Regions from separate parts of the Mus musculus genome. Here region 2 is linked to region 1. A link is a loop called in an ENCODE intact Hi-C map of the cell type or tissue named here. Cell type or tissue: heart. All regions are shown on one strand. Each heading gives the region's core, and the rest is flanking DNA. Links, peaks and the distances in the headings are about the cores only.

Region 1 (11,339 bases), core at 1,038-9,037:
CTAAACTCACACTGTGCAGGGTAACTGCACGGTGCCTTGCGGCAGGAATGTGCTGTTATTTGAGCGTGTCCTGTGGGGATCACAGCGTAATTTAATCAGCACTTTAGCATGGCATCTCTCCAGGGTGGGGAAATAATGAAGTCAGCGCTCAGTGCTGGGAGTTCTCAGTTCAGCCTTGGGCACCGCTGTGACCTAGAGCTGGGCACAGTTACTGCAACACTGCCAGCATCCGAGGTGTGGCTGTCCTAGATGCTGTGGGCCAGGGAGGCTAGCAGCATCGTGGACTCCCAACCTATTAGGGACAAGTGGGTATCTTCCCTATTCCAGCTGTTAAGTAAGTATATCCAGACACTGTCAAATGTCCCCTGAGGGTCAGGGAGGGACTGCCCCTGTGTTACAAACCACTGCCCTAACTCTATTAGAAAGATCGGTTTGTGAACCAATTGCTTGAGTGTCACAGGAGGGAAAGTTGTCGAGAAGAGGCTGGGCTGAGGTTTAAATCCCAGGAGGCTAATGGTGGAAGATAGTTTGAGGCTAGCCTGGGATGCAGAGAAACTGCCAACTCAAAGGCAAGAGAAGGGGGGAGTGGGGAGACAGCGGTATATATATATATATATATATATATATATATATATATATCCAGGCTTCATTTCAAAATGTTCTGTAGTAACCAATAGGAAGATCGAGGCAAAATAATAAATGGTCAATCAAGATGTGGGGTGGGGTTCTGCTCACTGTGAATTAATACACACAAACTGATAGTTGTATTAGTAGATATCAAAAAAGATGTAGAACCAGGCAGGGTGGCACGTGGTTCAATTTCCCTTTAAAGTTTCATAAAATATTTTCTCAGATGTTGGTGATTCAGATGATAATTATGACAATCTGTGTGTGGCTGTAGGCATGTCCCATGCATGCATGGGCTGTGTGTGTGTGTGTGTGTGTGTGTGTGTGTGTGTGTGTGTGTGTGTGTGTGAGTCCATGGTGCGTGTGCACTTGTGTGTACTGTGTAAGAACAGTGGTCTGGAACCTGTGAACAGCATCCTGACCTCCTCACAGCAGCTTAGGCGTCCATGAACTTGGATAAACTCGTCTTTCTGGCTTTGGCTTCTCATTGTCCATATCAATGAGAGTGACTGCTAACACAAGTATTGGTCCCACATCCTGCCTTTGACCTTCGGGACATCCCAGCACTGAGGTAAACATGACCAGAGCCCTATCTCTTAACTGCTCACTGTGGACTTTATTCTTCACAGGGGAGGGTAGGTACCAGCCATTGGGACCCAGGTTGTACTCAAAGCGACTTTTCTGAAGCATCCAGAGATAGAGCAAAGCTGGACAGATGTTCTCTTCATCTTCTCTGATTTTCTTGGGTACCGTTTGCTTGTCATGCCTGCACCTGTGGAGATTGCTGTTGTGGTCCGATCGTAAGTTCTGGGACGCACAGAGCTGTGTGAGTGCAGATTCCCTTCACACAGCGCTGAGGTGCTCAGTGGCCTGCAGCCGAGATGCCCAGAGCATGTCAGATTTCCCAAGCAGGACCTCTCTAGACATCTCTCAGCATGTGCTGCTGTCTCTTACGAGGTAGAAACCCTGAACACAAGCTTCCAGAATTAAATTGAACCCTTTAGTTCCTGGTCTCAAAGGATACCCACAGCTGTGATGGGAAGTTCTGCCACACTTTGTTTAAATGTATACTTTATATTATTCATTCATAAATAAAAATGGAATCCCGCTACATGCTGTTTTACAGTGCCGGGTTTCTGGCTGGTTGACTTTATCCGGTTAGAGCCAACTCCTCCCAGAGCTTATGTTCAGATGGCCCTGCCTGGCGAAGTGACACCCAGGAGAGGTTACAGCCCTTTGTAATGGCTCTTTCTCTTCCACTGATTTTACCCAATGGGGAAAGAAGTCTTTTTGTTTATCACAGATAGGTCCAGGCATTTTCCAAGGCCAGAGCTGAGCTGCATCCAGCATCTCTGGGGACTGGCTGCATTGTCCCCGAAATGCTGACAAATCAAGGGTAGTCCATATCTCTTGGGCATATTGTTGATTCTGCAAAAAATCAGGAGAGCAGATATAAAAGAAAAAAAGGCCCGCCCCCAGAGGCCTTGCAGGTGTGGCTGCTGTTTCACGTGTGCATCAGTAGGTGGCAGAGCGGAGGGCAGTTACGTCTACGCTCAAAGTTCTGACCTGTGAACATCTGAATGTTGTGTAGCCTAACATTCCCTAATAAAAGTGAGCCTGAGATGACCACCAGTCCAGCGCCACGGGAGACAGACACCCTCACATGGGGCCTCTTGGGCAGGTGAGGAGCAAGCCTGAGATAACCATCAGACTGGTGCCATGGGTCCCGGCCAGGAAACTAGCCTGAGATGACCATCAGTCTGGCCCCACTTGGACCTTGGGAGTGGAGGCAAGAAGGCCATATTTGAGATGCCTCCTGCCTGGGGCCATAATATGCGAATGAGAGATAGCATTCCTGAGACCACTCCTGAGATAACCCCAGACACCCCAGAGACCCTGGGCACCTCTAAGAGGAGCAAGTGGTGGAGAAATGAAAAAGAAAGAAGGGTGTGGGTACAATGAAGAGAGGCTGAACTGGAGATTTAAGGGTATCGGGGAACAGCCTGATGTGAGTAACCGGTGATGTACCATCTGGGACCATGGTGGGATCCTGGCCTGTGCTGCCACCAGGAACCATGTCTGGGTCCGTGGCCCTGTAGTAACGGGTCTGCTACCACCAATGGCCAGGCCGATGTCCCTGGTCTGACAGGTTGATGTCTGAGGGTTATGCAGAACCGGCCCCACCCCTCACCTGATCATCATGGCAGAGCTGGTCCTCTAAGGGGGATATGGGAGTAGCGGCCCTGACCCTGCCCTTAGCCAGCTGCAGTGCTTGGGAGAGCAGGCCCATACACTGCAGGAGTTGCGGGTGAGCTGGCCCAAGGATGTGAGCGTAGGAGAGCAGACCCTGACACTTATCTTCCTTGTGGTGACATGGATAAGGGACTGATCCCCTCCCCTCTTTGCTCTCAGCACCTGAGGAGAGCTGTCCCTGCCCCTCACCTGCTGCAGCTCTCAGGAGAGCAAGCCCCCACACCTCACCTGGACAGCACAGTGGAGCTGACCCTGATGGCCAGGGCTCAGGTGAACTGGCCCCAAGGGTGTGAGCACGGGGGAGCTGGCCCAGCAATTTTTTCCCCCTTTGGTTTTTCAAGACAGGGTTTCTCTGTATAGCCCTGGCTGTCCTGGAACTCACTTTGTATGTAGACCAGGCTGGCCTCCAACTCAGAAATCCGCCTGCCTCTGCCTCCCAAGTGCTGAGATTAAAGGCGTGTGCCACCAGTGCCCGGCTCCAGCAACTTTTTTGTGGTGTGGCAACTTGGGTGAGGGAGAGATGCCCTCCTCCCTCACCTACCCTCACCCCTTGCCACCTATGGCCCCAGGGTCGTGAAAGTGGGAGAACTGGTCCTGTCCCTCACCAGCTGCAATGCTCAGGAAATTGGGCCCTGCATCTCCCCTGGGTAGCAAGGTAGAGCTGGCCAGGATTGCAGGGGTTGCTGGTGAGTCGGTTCTGAGCAGGAGAGCCAGTGGACTGACTGAGCAGCTCTGCTACTTCTAGGGCCCAGATCCAGGGCTTTGAGTTGGCTCACCCCAACATCTACCGTCATTGATGAACTGCCGGGGTGCACAAAGGGGCCAGTCCTACAGATCCAAACTTCAGGATCTCCATGACACAGGGCAACAGCAGGCTATCTGAGAGGCGTCCCAGTGAGGAATCAGCATTGATAGAGTAATGGAAGTCAGAGAGGCCTCTTATCAGACTGATGAATTCTTGCAATGAACATTTGCAAGCAAAGACGTGTGGACAAGAGGGTACACTGTGTGACACTGGGACACACTACAGCTTCTAAGAAGAGGTTTTTTTCTCTGCTGGGGGTGGGTCGAAAGGGTATAGGCTGGGTATGAGAGAGGAGGGGGACACGAGTGGGACTGGGGTGCATAATGTGAAATTTACAAAGAAACTAATAAAACTTTAAAAAAAAAAATGGTACTGGTGTGATGGCTCAGCAGTTAAGAGGACTTGCTGCTTCCAGAGGACCTGGGTTTGATTCTCAGCACCCACACGGTGACTCACAGCCATCTGTAAGTCGATCGGGTTCCAATACTCTCTTCTACCCTGTATGTACTAGGCATGAACATGGTAAACCCACATACATGTAGACAAAAGACCATACCGATAAAAATAAATCTTTGAAATTTCAAAATAAAAAAAGGTCCAAGGCAGGCTCCAGGGACCAACATCTTTCTGAAGAGGTAGCATGGGGAAAGGCAGATGTATACCTGGGGCAGTGCCTGTCGCCCGTCCGACCCCCATCAGCTAGGGCCTCAGTCACATGGTGGATTTTTAAAAGTTTCGGGAACTTCTGTGTAAGGGTGTCCCTAAAAGTTCCTTAGCAGCCTCTGTTTGGAGCTATGCTGGCTCCTATAGGCTTATGCAGCGCCCTTCCCCCGTGCTGAACACAAACCTTCCGGGTGGGTGTGAATCTGGACGGCCCTTCAGACTAAGCTCCTTGGGCTCCATCCTGGCATCCAAACCTGCCTAGGTTTTTTGCCTGAAGTCTGAGCTTAGCGCTAACCCAAGACAAATAGTGTCAAGGCAGCTCACCCGTCGGTTCGGCTGATTTATTTGACACAAATAAGCTCGCTGACCTGATTTAGCCTTGCGGGGGACCACAGACCAAGTCAGGCATGATCTTAAGGCTCTTGCTATTTGGCTGCAGCCAACGCGGCTCAGTGCTGGTGGCTGACGGCACGCACAGTGGTAGTTGCTGACTTTGCCACTTGGTGGCGCCAGTTGCATAGGTTTTTTTTCTATCCCTGGTGTGAGCCTGGTGTTGACTGCGGATCAGACTTCCCCAGGATGCCGCCAAAACAATGACTATGGGTAGAGAGCTATCTGGTGGCAGCAGCAAATCAGGACTCCTTCCTAGACCTGGCATTTTGGGGGGACCAGGGCCCTCAGAGGAGGAAATAAACCTGCTGGCGATGAGCTACTGTCTCTCGGCGCCCCCCTTCTCAGCCTCGGTCCCGGCCAGGACAAAGCATAGGTAGATCTTCTTAGCCATCCTTCAGTGACAGGGATTAGGAGCACGAAGGGACCATTCCCACTACGCCTTCTCTGAGGTGTTCATCGCTTTGATCTCCTAGGTGGAAGAAGATACCGACTCTCTGTGGTTCTTCTCCGTTCAAGGTCACACACAAACCATCTGCCTGGTGAGAAATCCAGACCAGGTGTCTCCAGGTATCTCCGGAGGGCACCTCGTGAGCATGCCCTGTGCGACATGGTGCTAAATAGGTCGCTTATGATTCAACTGCCACCCACCCTCCTGACCTAGGTAGGTCTTCTCATCTCTGTTTTATGGACACAAATTCAGGGGAGATTTGCACTGGCTTCCTGGCGTTAGCCAGGGGTACCCTCCACTGGGAAGACAGCTCCTGCTATATGGGAAGTGGGGTCCCTAGGAGTAGCAGGTTAGGTGTTTGCCCTGAAATTGGCCTGGGATTGGGACTATTGTTTAAGCAAAAGTTTACACTAAAAAGGTTTTTTTTTTTTTAGAAAAAAAAAAGACATTATTCATTATTTTTAGTTGTGTGTGTGTGTACAAGTGCAGGTTCCCACGGAGGTTAGAGGCCCTGGAGGCCCTGGAGCTAAGTCCCAGACAGTTTTTAGCCACCTGACATAGGCACTAGGAATAGAAACTGGGTCCTCTTCTACTCTTGACCACTGGACCTTCTCTCCAGCCTCCTTTTCTATCCCCTGGTCCTCGACTGTCCTAGAAGGGGAACTTAGCATTTTAGGCCAGCTCTGACAAGTGGCTGCATCTTACAGTCCTGTGGTCCTTGTCATAGGCTGAGTTGTGAGTCCCCAAAGTCCTAAGTTGCAACCTTAGCCCCATATTGTTTTTTAGGAGGGAGGGCCTTTAAGGAAATGATCGATGGGTGGGTGGGTCGATTCAATAAGTAAAGGCTCTTGCTGCCAAGCCTGACAACACGATTGTGACCCCTGGGACCCACATGGTGGAAGGAGAGAAACCACTCCCAATAAGTTATCTTCTGTGTACAGTGGCACACCTATACATAAACACATGCTAGGAAAATCATTGTGATTTTAAAATAGGAAGGAGAAGAAGGAGAAGAAGAAGAAGAAGAAAAAGAAGAAGAAGAAGAAGAAGAAGAAGCTGAATTCAGAGGAAGCACTATGATAAGCCTAGCTCAGTGTCCTTACAGGAAGAGAGAAAGAGAGAGGGAGGGGGAGAGGGAGGGGAAGGAGAGAACGCTGCAGACATCATCGGATCCCTGTAGCATCTTTGCTAGCCTCTGATTCTGCATGCTGCTTTTCCTCCATCCCAAATGTATCTAGCAGATACATTTCTGCAAAGCCACTAACAGAGGTATCTCCTACATCCCTATGTCCCAAAGTCCTACAGCCCCACCCCCTGCCCACTCCATAAAACCCGTACTGTGATCTGCTTTACACATGAGGGTAACGAGCCAGAAGCAGTGAGGTGAGACACAACCACTTCTCATTTCTCACTCTTTCCTCCCTCCCAGCTTCTTAGATCCCTGGACTGTTGCTTTTAGTGTGTGTAGGTGACAGGGGAAATGGGGGGGGGGGGCTTCAGATAAAGACAACCCTTGCTCTTCCTCAGGTTCTCTTTCCTACTTTCAATCTAATCATATCTCCAAGTCACAGCTGAGGGCTTTCTGGATGGAAAGTCATGGCCAGACAGTTTAGCACCATGTCTGGCGAACTTTCTCTGTAAGGGGAAATGCATTCAATGGATAGGTTCAGCTTTGTGAACCCACTGACAATTATGAAAGCCGGCGTGCAAACAAATGAGGTCTGCTTATGTACCAATAAAACTATTTACAAACACAAGCCAAGGGCCGAATTCAGCCTTCGACCCTCGTTTTGTGGCCCCCGGTTTAGTGGGCCAGCCGTTATGCTCAAGATCCTTCCACGCTGTCCCAGTTATAGATTCTAAATGAGAGGGAAACAGAAATCTTTCCCTAAGTGCTCTTGAGTGCGTTGCTCGAGAGCAACAAGAAACAGCCTTCACAGGACCTTGACCAAGAAGTAGGAGCAACAGGAATTTGAGTTTTTAACCCCAGAGCAGATGCTTAGAAAAGAGGATTCCACTCACTTCCCGCTACCCCTTGGTGGAAGGCTGGGTATTTTAATTAGCAAATGTTGGCAAATTGCTTTTCAGAAAATGTTAAAATGTTTCATGTTCTAAGTGCCAAGAGCCCTAATTAACGCTCCTTAAAGATACCACCTGGAACTGTGATCTTTTGTTGCTCGAGGTCTAAGCTTGCAAGAATAACCCACAGAGGAAAAACCTAGTTTTTTAAGCAAACCGACCCCAATAAAAACATCTCTGTCATGTAGTCGCCTTTACTTCCTTCTGTGGCATGTGGTTCTCAGCACCTGCCGTGTGAAAGCCGCACTCTCTGAGGTGGTGGCTGGTTCTGGGTATAGTATCTGATGGGAACAGGGTAGGAAACGAATTAACCCATCCATTTGTGGTCTGCTGGAGGCTGAGCCCTGGTGGGTCAAGATTATGGAGAAGAGGGGCTTGCGGCTGCCTTGTCACCAGGCTGAGGATAGCTCTCACCTGCTGCAGCCTGATCAGGCAAGCTGGGTGTCTCTGCTTTGTTACTCTTAACAGCTGGGTAATGAATTGGCTCCCCAACACTCCTGTTTCTCATGTGGTTGCTGCGGAGACAGAAGCAGCCCCGATCTGTGTCGATGTCAGGAGCCAGGGAGACAGCAATGAATGCCACTCTAAACCATGTGTCAGGGAGGACGCCTTATCCATCTGATGAAGTACCTAAGTTAACTCAAGTGGCAGGATCAGGCCAGGGGGAAGAGAGGCTGGCAGGGGCAGGATCCTGATTAGGGTGAGATTCTGAGTCTGACCATTGGTCCTGATGCTCCTAATGGTTGGGACCAAACTAGACAGCCTGGCATCATGAGCTATCTCCCCATCCCAGATGCCATCAGCACCTCCCAGAGGGGAGGTAAGAGTCCAGGTGGTCCTTTCAGAACCAAGATTCTTCCTTCCATGGCTCCTGTTCACCCTCCAGCCCCGACTTCTTGCCTAAGTCATACCAGCAGCCTCTCAGGCTCTTGCAGGAACTGTTCCTCTCACCAGGGAGAGGGACCCTTGAAAGGTTTGCTAAGAGTCACTCGATGTTCTGCTGCCCCCCCCCCCAGGCTGTACTGTACACTCCCCCACCCCCTATGCCTTCCTTCATCCCTCCCTCCTTCCCTCCCTCTCTCTCTCCCCTTCTTCCCTCCCCTTCCTTCCTCCCTCTTCCCTTCCTTCCTTCTTCCTACATAGGGACTTTCCCATCCAGTCCGCTGGGCTGGCCTTGATCTCCCAAGCACTGGGTGACAGGTGTGCTCCCCTCTGCCTGGTCTCTTCACTGGATCACAAACTTCACCACAGCAGTGACCCACATCACATTGAACAGTGGGAGCTGGGGTCTCCGAGGGTTTGGGAACACGGAACCTTTCTGGGCACATTGCAGATTTCCTTGCAGCTCCCTAGAACCTGGTCTGCGTGGCTCACTTCCTCCCGTCCCTCCCTGTCTCTCTCCCTGGCTGGCCAGGTCGGCCTAATGCATAGTTGTGGCTTTGCTTTTTGTTACCTGTGCTCCTGACCCCTGCCTGGGTGGACTCTATGGCCGGGACTGCTCTCTCCCTCTGCGGCTACCTCTGGGTGCCAGCATCCCGTGAGCAGCGTGCTGTGTGCTGTGTCCCTTGAGTTCAGATGAGGATGGAGTTGTATGGGCGCTTTCCCTCCTGGCCTGGACACTCTCAGCTTTCCCTCCAGAGCCTTTCTGTCCTGTCCTTGTCTCCTCTTCCACATCAGGTGGCCCCAGGGCTCTGGGACCCCCTTCCCATGGCCTTACCCTCCCTTCCCAGCATGCAGTCTTCATCACTGTGATTAGCCACAGTGATTGTTCCAGGCCCGGCATCTCATTACCGAAATAAAGTTAACACTAATGGGGGGGTGTCCCGCAGCTCCGCTCTGCCTCACCTCCCCAAAAATACGTTCCTGGTGATTAGCGTGGAAGGCACACATGCATATATTCATTTTGCAACTTGGCCCTCCTCCCATCAGCCTTTGCCTCTGGAGTCCAAGGCCAGGAGCTCTTCAGCTGTGGGTGGAGGCAAAGGCGCTGGAATTGTTCTGAACCCACACAATACTGGGCAGCAGGCTACTGCTAATATCCCTGCCCCTCCCCAACCCGGTGAAAGGAAACCAACCCATTTCCTTTTAGGGTGTAGATGGAAACCACCCCCAGAGAACCAAACAAATGGCCCTCTGAGGTGTATAAGCTCTGAGGCGTGTCCTGACCCTGCCATATAGGAGCCAAGGCATATTGGCACAGGGCAGACACCCTTCTTAACCTTCAGTTCCGGCCCATGCCTGCCGCTGTGACTTCGTGCTGACCGGTGGTTAAACTTTCTAGACCAGACAAGGAACCATGGAAGGGGAAGATGGAGGTGAGGGAGAGTGTGGGGAGCAGTGGGAAGAATCAGATGGACGATATTCCTATTGTCCCCTCCGCCCCTGGAGCCTCCTTTTCCACTCCAGCCTATACTGGGAATATGAAATGGCCTGGTGGTGGCTTCTTACCATTTATAACAACTGGGAGCTCCTAAATCACACATGAATGTGCGCACTTGTAATCCCACCATTTGCAAGGTGAAGGCAAAGGGATTGGCCTTTCAAGGCCGTGCTTGGCTACACAGTGGGTTCAAGGCTACCTAGAGCTTTAGGAGACCCTGTGTCAAAACAGCAACAAAAATCAGTCCAGAGCTGCTGACTTCTCCCCTACCTCCGCCACCCACTACCCCACCCTAGGCATCACCATCCTGCCCACTTCAGATATGCAAACTCCACAAATCATTCTTCCAGGGGTACCCAGGAGCTGGCTTCCCAGGTCCGCCTAGGTAACCTGCACCATGTCTGCGGAGCAATTTCTGGAGGCTGATTGAAGAGGGGAGCCATTTGTGTGCCCCATGAGCTCTGCTCGGCAGCAGGCAGGGGGATGTGGCAGAGGGAGACAGGGACCCCTAATGAGATTCCCAGGCTCCATCTCCACCCACGAGTCAAGGAGACATTTCAAAAGGGGTTTGACACGGCATCCTTACCAAGCTGTCTGCTAAAATGCAAGGTGCAGGCCCCCAGAGAATCCAGAGCCTTCTGAGAGCGCGCCTGAGATAATCAGGCTGTACCAGTGTCTGCTAAGCAGCTGTTCCCACCAAGAGGGACAATGGCCCGGCCCCAGCCCTCGTAGGGCTGGTTTCAGCCCCGTCTTCACCCGCTGCCAACTCTTTGATCACTTCTCAACGAGGATCTGTAGGGCATATTACAAAGTGCTTTGGGCTGTCTGCCAGCAGGCACCTCACTACACCATGACAACAGCCAGAAGTGTCAGAGTGGGGAAAGAGCCGAAGCTTGCTGGATGCCTTTTAAAAAAAAATAATTATATTTGAATTTGAAAAGCAATCTTCATATATGTAAGTAGTGTCATTTATATGGAAAACTATGCCAGTCGGTCGCTCTACCCTTTTAATATTTGATGGCGCCCGGGTTCTCAACATACTTGAGATAAGGGTCCGGCGGCTTCTCAGGGATTTCTGAGACTCCTAAGCTGGGGGTGGGGGGGAAGCCACTGGAGACCTAAATTCAGCTTCTTCCTGGTTCCTTCTGTATCTCTCTGCATCCTGCCTGCAAGCATGCTTTGTTTAAGCTAATGGAGAGCATTTGTGGGGCTAAGGTGAGGGGAGGGGAGAGAGTGGACGACGTAGGGTCCCGAGGGGCTGGATGTGAGCAAGATACAGTAACATGGGTTTCTGAAAAATGTCATAATGGAACCTGTTACTTTACATGCTAATTAAAAACTGAAATCAGGAGAAAGAGGAAATTTGTTTGCTGTTGTCATCAGTGACATAATTTACCTAAGTTTTAGAAATCACAGCCGCATTGCCACGTTAGCCGCTTTTAGGTGTGGTGTGTTGCTTCACGGTGGCACAGCCAATGCTACCAAGCTCCGCGGAACCTTCGGACCTCACGCTGAACAGGACAGCTACCACACACTATCTCCACCTCCCTCTCTCCTGCCTGGCCACCAACCTTCCTCTTTCTCCCCATGGGATTTGAAGGTAGCAGGTTCCCGGGCTCTGAAATCACGCAGTAGTTTGTGTATGGTCTCTTTCTCTTAGTACAATGACCCGAGGGTCCACCCATCTTATA
Region 2 (11,339 bases), core at 2,148-10,147, 330 kb after region 1:
GCCTTCTCTTCTTGTCAGCTGTTCCATCTGCTCAGCTCCTCTTTCAGAAAACCTTCACTTCCCCTGTTAAACAGCCCTTCCCCCCATCCCCTCTTTCTGTTAGGGTAGGTAGTTTCTTTTCAAAAAAATACATATCCTCCAAGAAGTATACTGTCCTCCAGTGATCGTGTGTACGTGCCTGAGGCAGTAAGGATCGGAGTCTCTGGATTATTGAGATGGTGCAACCACTCTTATGAATTGTTTTTATTGCCCCAGGAAGACCACAGAAAGAGCCATGAACATTCTTAGATTAGAGAGCATGGCCGTACACTCGCATCATTGCTAAGTTGAGCCCATGGTGCTTTCGTTGTCTGATTCTCTAATCCTCCAGGGCTAATTTTTAACATTAGCCCCATGAAGGAGCATGGCAGAGTGGAAAGAATTTATGTTTCAGATTCATTTGTGGCTTCAATGTAGCTATGTTTGGGACCTGTCGCTTGTCAGGTTTATGATTCGGGATGACTTATTTAACTGTGAGGAATCTGAACTTCTTGAGCTACGTGGCTGGAAGGTCTGAGGCAGGGGGAAGAATTCAAGGGCCCAGTGGAGTCAGGCTCTCAGTGCCAAGTGCTGGAGCTGCTCACATGGGAGGACCACCTTTGCTCCTTGAAGAGTAAACTCTACCTTTTTGGTTTTATATTTTAGAACTAACCTGAAATTATGCATTTGTTTATTCTTTTAACATAAATATAGCTCTAGGATAATTTGAATATCAAAATGCTTAAAGGTTTGTTCCAAAAACAAAAAAACAAAAACAAAGACTTGGAGAGTAAGGGATTGAACCTGTGGCCAGCCACCCATGCTCAGAGAGCTTTCTGCCCCTGCACTATTCCCAGGTCTCTGCTCGGCAGGTCTGGGCCTTTAGGCGACCTGCATCTCTAGGGCTGCACTTGTGCCACTAGGTTCAGGGCTGGTTCAAGACTTTGAAAAGAAAAGCTCGAGTGTTAGAGTTAGGCATTTGTCAGAAATGGGGGAAACAGGGCCAGTGAGATGGCTCAGCAGGTGAAAGGGCTTTCTGATGAGGTGAGAACCTAGGTCAATCCCTTGTACCCACATAGTAGAGAGAGCTGACTCCCACCCTGAGCACTTCTATACAGTAAATAAATGAAAGACTAAAAAAATAAAGAGGGGTTGGAGAGTTTTAGTGTCTCAGTAATCAGGAGCCCGTGTTGACTTTAGACCCAGGCTTGCTTGGTTTCATTTCTGAGGTTTCTTGCAAGGCCTGTTCCATTGCTCTGGGGCTGAGAGGAGGTGAGCAAAGACCGTTGCTCCACACTCATAGGAGATAGCAGCTGTGCTGGGACAGGGTGCTGGGTCTTCAGCTTTGCCCTTACTAGACACTGAGCCAAGATTGAAACCCCCACCTCACTTCCCCCACCCCCCCCATGTTGGCTTTATCATAGTCATCTGTTAGGTGTCAAGGCTTACCGAGGTAGACTTTTATAATACTTAATTTTAGCTTTAAAGTAAGGGAACCGAATGTTTTGAAATAATTGGAAGTTTCCCAGTTCCTTTGGTTGACTAGTTAGCCTGTGGCAGGCAGTGCTGTGTGGAGTTTACAGCACACTGTTGCATGGACAGCTTTGTGAAGAGCACAGCAGGTGACAGTGGCTTCCCTCTGCCACTGAGAGCAGGCACAGGAAGTTAGCGCAGAAGCTGGGGCTAGAGAGCAGTTTGGAGTCATCCAGATATTTTCCTGCCCAGCTGCGAGGGTGGGCACTACAGGTGAACGTGCTCCAGTGAGTCTCCGTGTGTCTCCGTGCATTGCTTTCCTGGGGACAGACTCAGCCAGGGTGCAGGTCTCTACTGTGCCCTTGTTTTCTACACTTACAGCATGGTCCCTGTCATAGTGATTTGTCCTGTGTCTTTGGCGCCCGTGCTCCCCTCCCCTCCCCCGCCCAGGGTTCTTGGGCGTAGGACAGTGTTCTTGCTTAAGTGATGAGTGTTCTCTGTATCTTCTCCAAATCGAACTACTCTGTTTTTACTTTATCTCCTTTGACACTTAGAAAATAATGCTAGGCTTTCTGATTAAAGCACAGAGATATTACTTTTATTAGAAGAAACATGGGGGCTTGAACAGAAAACTAGACAAGAGTGTAGGCATGGCAGTGAGAAGAGGGGAGCGCCAAGGAATCACTTCCTCAGCCAGGGAGAGCTCAGAGAGCTGGCCAGCTGTCCTCCTGTCAGGATTGTTTGCCTTGCCTCGCCTCAGATCCCCAGGCAGCATAGAAACGCAGGATTTGCATGCACCTAGGATGGTCTTTAAGATTACATTTGCCTGATGCAATGTAGATGCTATGTAAATACTGGGGATACCTTGTTGCTTAAGGAAAATATGCCAGGCATGGTATCCTGCACCTTTAGTCCCAGTACTTAGGAGGCAAGTGCAGCTTGCTTAATTGGAGCCCAGCTTGGCTTACACAGTAAGTTCAAGGCCAGCTAGGGCTACATAGTGAGACTCTGTCTTAAATACACGCACATACGTATGCTGTGTGTCAGCTGTTTAAGCACTTGGAGTTAGTCCCGGTTGGGTTGCAGATGGTTACTTTTCTGCCCTGTGGTGCTTCTGTTTTAAAGAATTTGTCCATAAGAATGACTGGCTTTGTGGGAGAGGAAATGAAGGGATGGGGGCACGTGGGCTGTTCGATACAGGACTGTGGTGAGTCAGCTTTGCTCTGGTCCAGTACATGGTCCCAGTTTGTAGCTACTAAGTAAGGAGCCCCGCTCTCTTTGTGATGTTCTGTCCAGTTCATCCAACCTAAGCTTCAGGAAATTCGAAAGTAGAAGTGTGTGAACTGCGCACAGAACACACGGCCTCTGCTTGCTTGTTTAAAGTTCCGTGCTAAGGAGGCAGGGCTCTGTGTAATGTGCCTTGGCTGCTGCCGGCTGCTGTGTTAGCAGCTACTTCCTGAGGAGCCTTTTAGCATGCTGTGCTGCCCTGGTGAAAACTCCCACCTCCTGAACTGGCTGCTGAGGTTGGGGCACAGGGTGAGGGAGTGGGAATTCCTCAGAATGTCTTCTACAAGGGGTCCAGATGTTTCAGATGGTGGATTTTCAGATTCAGGGCTGTTGACATATGTTTCTCTGGCTTGCTATCCCTAATGTGAAGTGAGCTCAAGTGCTTCCAAGTGTGGATTTAGAAGCAGTGTGAATTTCACGTTTTTGTGTTAGGAACAATCAACTTGGACTTTTGTTGTTGAGATGGTCCCTCTACATAGCCCTAGATGTCCTGAAACTTGGTTTATAGACTAGGCTGGCCTCAAACCCACAGAAGATCCACTGTTCCTGCCTCCTGAGTGCTGGGGTTTAAGGTGTGGGCCACTGTGCCTCAACAGTTATTTTAAAATCTTACTTGTTTTATTTATTTATAAAAGTATTTAAAAGTTTTTTTAGTATGTACAAGAGTTTTACTTGCATGTATGTGTGTTAACCAGGTCTGTCCTGTGCCCATAGACATGAAGAAGAAGGCACTGGCTTCTGGGGTCAGAGTTAAGAGGGGTTGTGAGCCACTGTGTGATGCTGGGAATCCAACTGTGGTCCCCTCCAAGAGCGCTGGTGCTCTTAGCTGCTGACTGATCAATCTCTTTGCCCTTATTTGGTTTTAAAATAAGTGTAATTTGTGAACTGAACAGCAAGTAATAATTGAAGATAATATTTAAAAATATGGGTACCTAATAAATGGTCAGGAGAATAAAAGTTTTTCAGCAGCACATAATGATTGCGAGCTTGTTTCATTTTGGTATTTAATATGATGTTTGTCCCGACAGCCTTCTGATGTGTGCTCTTCCTTTGAAGAGACCTTGTGGTGTGAAGTTTAATACAAATGCCTATTTTATCAGCTTTCCCTTCCTATAGGAATTTGCTTTTAGTGGTCTGTAAGTAAAAGGAAAAATCAAAACTATTGCAAATTTTTTGTCGTTTTCCAGGCTGAACTCACAGGAATCAAATGGCGTAGGTACAATTTTGGAGGGCACGGGGACTGTGGACCCATAATTTCAGCCCCAGCCCAAGATGATCCAATCCTGTTAAGTTTCATCCGCTGTCTGCAAGCCAACCTGCTGTGTGTATGGCGTCGTGATGTCAAGCCAGATTGCAAAGAGCTCTGGATATTCTGGTGGGGAGATGAACCCAACCTAGTGGGAGTAATACATCATGAACTGCAGGGTAAGGATTTTGTTTTTCTTTAAAAAATATTTGCATATGTTTTTTGAACAATTGTAAATTTTGGAATTTATATTTAGGAGTTGCTTAAAACAGATCCCAAGCAGGCAGTGGACAGTGTGTTTGTCAGAAGAATAGCCTCACTCCCCCACCTCCGCCCCCCACATTTCTCTTTCCTTAAACTCTCTTGTTCTTCCTTAGTCATGCTGAAAATTAGAACCTTGTAAGATCACCTTAAGTCCATTCTTTTATCATTTACAGACAGAGTCAACATATAGCCTTAAACTTGAAGCACTCCTTCTGGCTCAGCCTCTTGCCAACTGGGGTACAGGGGTTCACCACCCTGTCCTTCTGGCCTCTGAAATCATTACTGTTAGAGTACTGTGTACCCAGTGGGCAGTGTCTGGGAGGAGACAAGGCTCTGACCCTGCTTTTTTGTTTTGTTTTTGTTTTTGTTTTGTGTTTTGGCTTTTTCGAGACAGGGTTTCTCTATATATCCCTGGCTGTCCTGTAACTCACTTTGTAGACCAGGCTGGCCTTGAACTCAGAAATCCGCCTGTCTCTGCCTCCCGAGTGCTGGGATTAAAGGTGTACGCCACCACCGCCTGGCACCCCTGTTTTTAAATTAATAGTGAGTTGTGAGTAACTAGTAAGACAGCTATGTGAACAGCTCAACTCTTTGTTGGCAAATTGAAAATGCAGAAATCTAATGCATCTTTTACTGGACAAATCTTAAATTAACCTTGGATACTGTTTTCGGGAAAGATAAGTTTCTTTAAAGTATCTCAGTTTATTTCTCTTACTGATTCCAGAAATACTAACTTTTAATTAACTAAATTTTGACTTCAGTTTGCATCTGACACCTGGAAACTTTGAATTAATGCAAAAATATTTGTTAGTCTAAACTATTTTTTATGTTTACCATACATTTACAGTAGCAGAAAATATTATTAGTAGTTTCCATTCCTCTCGCCAAGTTTCTCATTCATGTCCTACAGAATTCTCTAAGTCAGGAGCTGTTCCAGGCTGTTCTGTGGTTTGGAGGCAGGCCTTCCCACGCTGCTGTGCTGCCCGAGGACTCCCTGAGTCTGAGCTGTGTGGAGCTGTGTGACAGGCTGTGCGCCTTGCTTGGCTAGCCCATGTCTCCGTGGGGAGTGCTGGCCCTTCTCTGGGGAGTGCTGGCCCTTCTCGCCTGGCTTTAGAACTTAATCCGCTCTAGTTAGTTTGTGGTTGAAATGTTGCAGGCATTGCTGAGATGTGTCGTTAGTTTATGTTCTTATTATTTATTACGGGAAGACATAAAGCAAACTCCGGTGTATTCTTGTGGGTCTGCTTTAAAGGTTCTAAATTTGCCTAAAGGATTTCCTGCCAAATTCTTGAAACTTGTTGGCAGCCCTGTTTGTTTGGTTTTGTTTTGTTTTTTTTCTCCTGTTGGTGGTGTATCTTGCCACAGCAGCTAGGGGGCAGTATAGCACAGTGGACTAATTGAGCTACCTCTGGGCTGCAAACCTCTTCCCTGATGCTCTAGTGTATGTTCACTCTATCTAGGGGAGGTTGCTTTCTAGTGCGCTCATCCGCAGACTCAGAATTTATGTCCATGTCCAAACCTCGTGTAATTAGTAGGTGATGTAGATGCAGCTAGAGCTTCACACCACCTACGGTTTGGGTTTTCAGAGTCTCTAAGAGAGCTTCTAGCTGGTAGGTTATATTTGTGTTTGTTTGAATGTAAAACTGTTGCATTCTTTTAGTTTTTTCATGTGTGGATTTTTAAACATTTTTCTCCTTTAGTTTCTCATCTTAAAAAAATATTTTAAACTATCACTGATTGATGGGAGGTCATGTGCACCATGGCATACCTGTGGAGACATCCTAAGGCTTAGGCCCACGAAACTCAGTAACAAGCACCTTTACCTGCTGAGCCATTAGGCCCAGGAAACTTAGTAACAAGCACCTTTACCTGCTGAGCCATTAGGCTCAGGTAACTTAGTGACAAGCACCTTTACCTGCTGAGCCACCTCCCAGCTCTTCCTTGTTACTTTTGGTTCTGTTTCTCCTTCCTGATGTCTTCAGTTCATTTCGTAACAAGTTAGAAAACACATGGCCTGGCTTGATAGCAAAGTGAGTGCTGTTGTGTGAGACCAGCTTGTTGCAGCACTATTAAAACTCGTGTAAGCATGGACTGCTCTTCCCGAGCTGCTTCATGTCACACACGTAGGTCATTAATGTGAGAATATACTGGCAAGAGTTAAGCAAAGATTGACTTATTTAAAAAAATTTTTTTTTGTTTTGTTTTAAGTTATAGAAATGCTATTTATTTATTTATTTTACAATCAAAGTCTCACTTTGTAGGTCTGGCTGACCTGGAACTTGCTCTGTAGATCAAGCTGGCTTCATACTCATAGGAATCCGCCTGCCTCTGCCTCCCGAGTGCAGGGGTTAAAGGTGTGGGCCACTTTCAGCAGACACACTACATTTTAATTATACTGGCCAGCAGGATGACCACTGAAAGAGGTGGAGGACACTGCTCTTTGAGCATGGGCCTGAGCCAAAGGTGTCAGCTGACAGTTGTGTTTGCCCCGGGGAATGGTGTCTTCTTTATGCTCTTTTCCTTTGAGAACTGTAAGTGCCTCCTCTTGCTGAGCAGCCGTGGCCTCCTGAGTGTCTCCTCTTCTCTGTGTGCTGAGCGTTGGGAAAGTTAGAGCCTGTCACACAGGTTGTCCACTTCTGCATGTAAAAGTGGCTGAAAGTAAAGTCTGTGACTCAAGCATTAGGAGATATTTGACATCTAATTAGAAAAGTGAGTGGCATAGTGAGGTGTAGAGTAGTAGGGAAAGCCTTGGGGTGGAGGAGGAACCGAGTTCCTATTGGTTGCAGTAGAATTGAGAGTGTAACACGCCCTTTCCCGGTCAGCCTATTTAAGAGTTACTTTATTTCGGGCAATATAAATGTTAGCAGAGTCCCGCCAGCAGGCATGAGTGTTAGGCTCGGGCAGGCAACACTGTTACGGCATTACCAGGGGTACTGAAGTACTTACTGTTCATGCTTCTTGGTTCTGTTTTGCACCTTGTCATGATGTGACTTAGTAGCATATGGCTGGCAGACCACAGTAAACACCAAGCTGCTGCCTCGGTACATGGTATGTGTGCACGTTAGTAAAGCAGCCTCCATGGAATGACAGTGCTCACTCCTTCAGGACACAGTGTTGGATCCATAGCCGTGTACTTGGAATGCTTGAAGTATCTGGAGCCCTGTGAGGGAAGGTCACAGTGAGGCCAGAGAAGGTGGTGGGCATTGTGAGCTCCAGAGGCGTGGCTTTGGATCTGGCATAGTGATATCTCCATAGTTAATGACCAGCTGGGAGCCTCTGCTCAGTCTGTTTAACCTGTCACTGTCTGAGTTTCCTCACTATGAATTGGATTACGAGGCCAAAGTTAATAAGGACCTGAGCTGGCACGCACAGCAGTCACTCTGGAACTGCAATGTAGCTGTCGGCCATTGCTACTGCACTGACCACCGTGAGCTCGCAGATGAGAATTACATTTTGGCATTTTTCTAAGCAATTGATTCTGTTCTGGGTAGCAGGTAGTGCCAAATATTAATGCCCACTTTCAAGCTGAAATAATTATTTTCTAGTTTTAATGTTTGGGTGGGGACTGGGGAATAATACAAATGCACAGCAGCAAAGGGAACACGCTCATGGAAATGTATCTGCACTTCCCATACATTCCCTCTCTCTGTGTGCATGTGCTACTGAGGACATGTGTGCATGTGTGTACATGTGGGTGTGTGTGTGCTACTGTGAACATGTATGCATGTGTGTACATGTTGTGGGGATATATGTGCTATTGTGGACATGTGTGCATGTGTGTACATGTGGGTGTGTGTGTGCTACTGTGGTCAAGCAGTAGAGATTGGAGGACAACTGCTGGAAGTTCTCTCCTCCCTCCACAGATTCTGTCTGGGTCTTGGATGCAGGTCTGCAGGCTTGTGTGGCAAGGGCTTTTACCTGTTGAGCCATCTTGCTGGTCCCTTCTCTACGTTTCATAGCAAACCCAAATTGTTGCAGGAGGAAGACAGTTGTTTTAGCTTGTTGTATGTATACTCTTAAATAGAACTGAGACTGCTGCCGCGTGTCAAAGCAGGGAACCTCGTGAGTGTGTGTGGCTGTATAGGTGCTTCTATTTGTGAGTTCACTTAGAGGGATTTATAGTCTAAGGGGTATATGAGAGGCGCATGTACAGACCACTGCTAAGAATATATGAGAGGGTAGACCAGGATGGCTGGAGCCTCACAGGGATTAAAGATGGGTGTCACTACAGCCGGCCTAAAACATTGGTATCACATTTCTATTTTCCTATATTTTGTTTTGAATTAGTTTGCCAAAGCTATAAAGTAGTATTGTATGATGACTGTGTGAACATGCATGCTTACTTAAATATTTGACTTAATGAGTTACACATACTGAAGAGATGTGACATTTATTAACACTTGAATGAGTAACAAAGTCTTATTGTAAAATTATGGAAAGATATCTACTCAGATTCTTTCATATGAAGAATAGAAAGAGAATCAGTGAACTAGAATTATTAACCTACACATGCTTGAAATTGTGAGAGCAAGCTGAAGTCTTAACTTTCTACTGTAAATAACATCAGTGTGTTACCGCAGGCAACTTACTGAACCATGTAATTAGGTTTTTTTAAAAGAAAAATGAGACATTTATACCAAGATTGTAGTGAGGTAGAATGTGAAGGGAGGGCTTGTGTTCCACTGATATGAAAATTAAGCAATTGGCAAAATTATAAAGATTATTGCTTTAGACAAAAGTCAAATAAAGTTTTGATCTGGGGGTTGTTATTGGGAAGCAGAGATATCATGGTCTAATGTTTTTTGTTTTTCCCAACATGAAAACTCTGTATACAGTGAGCCCAAGTAAATATCTTTTAAAAATTATTTCTATTATTTTAATTATGTTGTGTGCGTGTGTTTGTCTGTGTGTGAATTTGTGCACGTGAGTGTGGGCACCTGAGGAGCTCAGCGCCATTGGGTCTCTTAGAGCTGGAGCTGTAGGTGTGGAGCTGCTCTGGGGGCCTCTGTAAGAGCAGCGAGCACTAGTCTCTGCTGAGCCTCCTCTATAGCCTGCGAAATCTCTTTTCACCAAGTGTTAGTTATCTTTGGAGCAGAGATGTCAATTGACAGTAGGTAAACTATATTTCATGCATGAATGGGATTAATTTGGCGAGGAGCATGCTGTGTGTGGTGTGGCCATTGATTGCATGTCAGTTTTGAGTAGTGCCGTGCTCGGTTATCTCTCCTGCCCTCTGGTTTCTTTTTCTTTCAAAAGCTTGTCTTTGCATAGCAAACTTTTTAAGATTTAGTTGGGGTTGTTATTCATTAAAAGGATAAAATTGTAGCCCTTATTCAGGGAGGCCAATTTAAGTGTATGGCTAGAAAATCAGGAGACTTCATAAATGTTGCTAGAGCTAAAGGCCTAATTCAAGAAGTAATTGCATAGTTGAATATTGGCTTTGAAAGGTTTTAGAGACATAGGTATATGTAGAGAACTGGTGTTGGCTTTATTAACACTTTTTTTTTTTTTTTTTGCTGCCAAATGACATTGTGTTCTCACTGCTTTTCTCTATAAGAAAGGGCATGTATCCCTGACATAAACTGGGGTTTCTAGAAGGAGCTAGATTTTTGTGGGTGAGCTAGGTCTGCACGCAGGATCCCCTCAGTTTTGTCATGGTCTGTCTTTGCATTGCCTGACCCAGCTGCAAACCAAAGTGCAGGAGGAGTCTCCGCCTTTGTCACTTCTCTGATAGCATTAGAGGTTAGCCTCGCAACACCCACTTAGTCTAGACCGATCCCAGAACCTAGCAGATTCCACGGTGACAACAGGATGGAAGGTAAATGAAATGCTTTTGGGTCAATAAAAACTTGATACAAATGCTTGATAACTGTTATGGTCTGACAGTCTAAAGTGGCTTGCTGCAGTGCTAGGCTCTGGCTGTGGTCGTTGGAGAAGGCCTCTCCGTTTCTATTTACCCATCCATTCCTTGTCATGCTGGAAAGCACGAGGCTTGCGTGAGGTAGCAGGTAGTGCTTAGGCTGCCTTGAGTTGTTCTCTGGTCTCTGTGCTGAAAGTAGGGAGACTAACATGGTTTGTGGATCACTATGCTGAGGTTAGTAATAGAGAAATGCTTATAGCACAGTTTCCACTTGATTTTGTTTTATGCCTCTCTAGTTGGAAATGAGGACTTAATCTACTTGGCTATGAGTAGAATTAGCAGCTAAGGTTTCTACAACTGGTCTCAAGTATGGGAACCATAAGGGACACACAGATACGCAGGACACATCGACAAGCTCCCGTAGTGCAATCTCTGGCACTCACTGTAGACTCTTTTCTGACTGAGCTGATGCCCCAATGCTACCTGAAGAGATTGCCTTGGATCCACTACAGCTGTCAGTGTTCAGTGATTTGCTTTAGACTTTCCCACAAGTTCTGGGCCACATACCCTCTTACAAACTCAGTGTTGGCGAATGCATCGTCTGTGTGATTGGGTCTTGTTTTGACCCTGGCAGTGAGTTCAACCAACGCACATTACCCTTGAGGCCCATCTAGGGCTGAGCTAAAGGCCTTCTGTGCTGCCCACATGACGATGCAGCTGTCTGAGCTGTTAAGGTAGTGGGACTGAGTGGGAAGGCTGCTAGGGCCTGTGGTGACAGAGCACCTTCCAGTCTAGAGTTGATCACACAGCACAACTGACTTGACTGAAAAAGGAATACAAGGGATTAAGACAAGTATTCTTGTGTGCGTGCTGTAGAAAAGGCAAAGATTAGAGCCCCAGCTGCCGGCCAGTAGCCTCTTTCTTGTACATGCAGAATATCTCATTTTTGGAAGTTACTTTTACTTCTCAATTTTCTGGGCTTGGGGAGGAGGCAAGATGCCTTTCTGAGTTAAATATGAAAGGCTTTTGTTTGCCTGGCAGGCTTCCTGACATAGCAGTGTCCTGGAGGGACTAATCTACAAGTGCCTGTCTGAGAATTGAGGCGTGAACCTCGGAAAGGGGCCGTCTTAACACTAAGATGACTTTCTTTTTCACAGTTGATCTTGAACTTGTTTAAATGCGAGCTATTTT

The links. Peaks named below come from ENCODE experiments on the same cell type or tissue, not always from the same donor. Only the 100,000 strongest peaks of a DNase experiment are listed, where the experiment ranks them.
Region 2: a loop joins it to region 1, with 5 times the contacts of the local background. A loop is called at or near these places in 7 of 42 quality-filtered maps.

Annotation. Positions count from the first base shown.
Region 1 is chr5:118,264,354-118,275,692 of GRCm38, forward strand. Gm25076 (a small nucleolar RNA gene) reads left to right here and starts at 2,096; the gene lies at 2,096-2,227. In heart, for the core only: CTCF peaks have their summits at 2,141 (motif pointing right) and 4,824 (motif pointing right); a DNase peak (open chromatin) is centred at 4,848; H3K27ac peaks cover 198 bases; H3K27me3 peaks cover 5,849 bases.
Region 2 is chr5:118,589,368-118,600,706 of GRCm38, forward strand. It overlaps Med13l (mediator complex subunit 13-like), which reads left to right. Exons shown (of 31, transcript NM_172424.4): 2 at 3,966-4,203. Among named protein-coding and RNA genes, the nearest start is that of Med13l, 34 kb to the left of the region's middle. In heart, for the core only: a CTCF peak has its summit at 5,657; DNase peaks (open chromatin) are centred at 2,917, 5,304 and 5,674; H3K4me3 peaks cover 380 bases.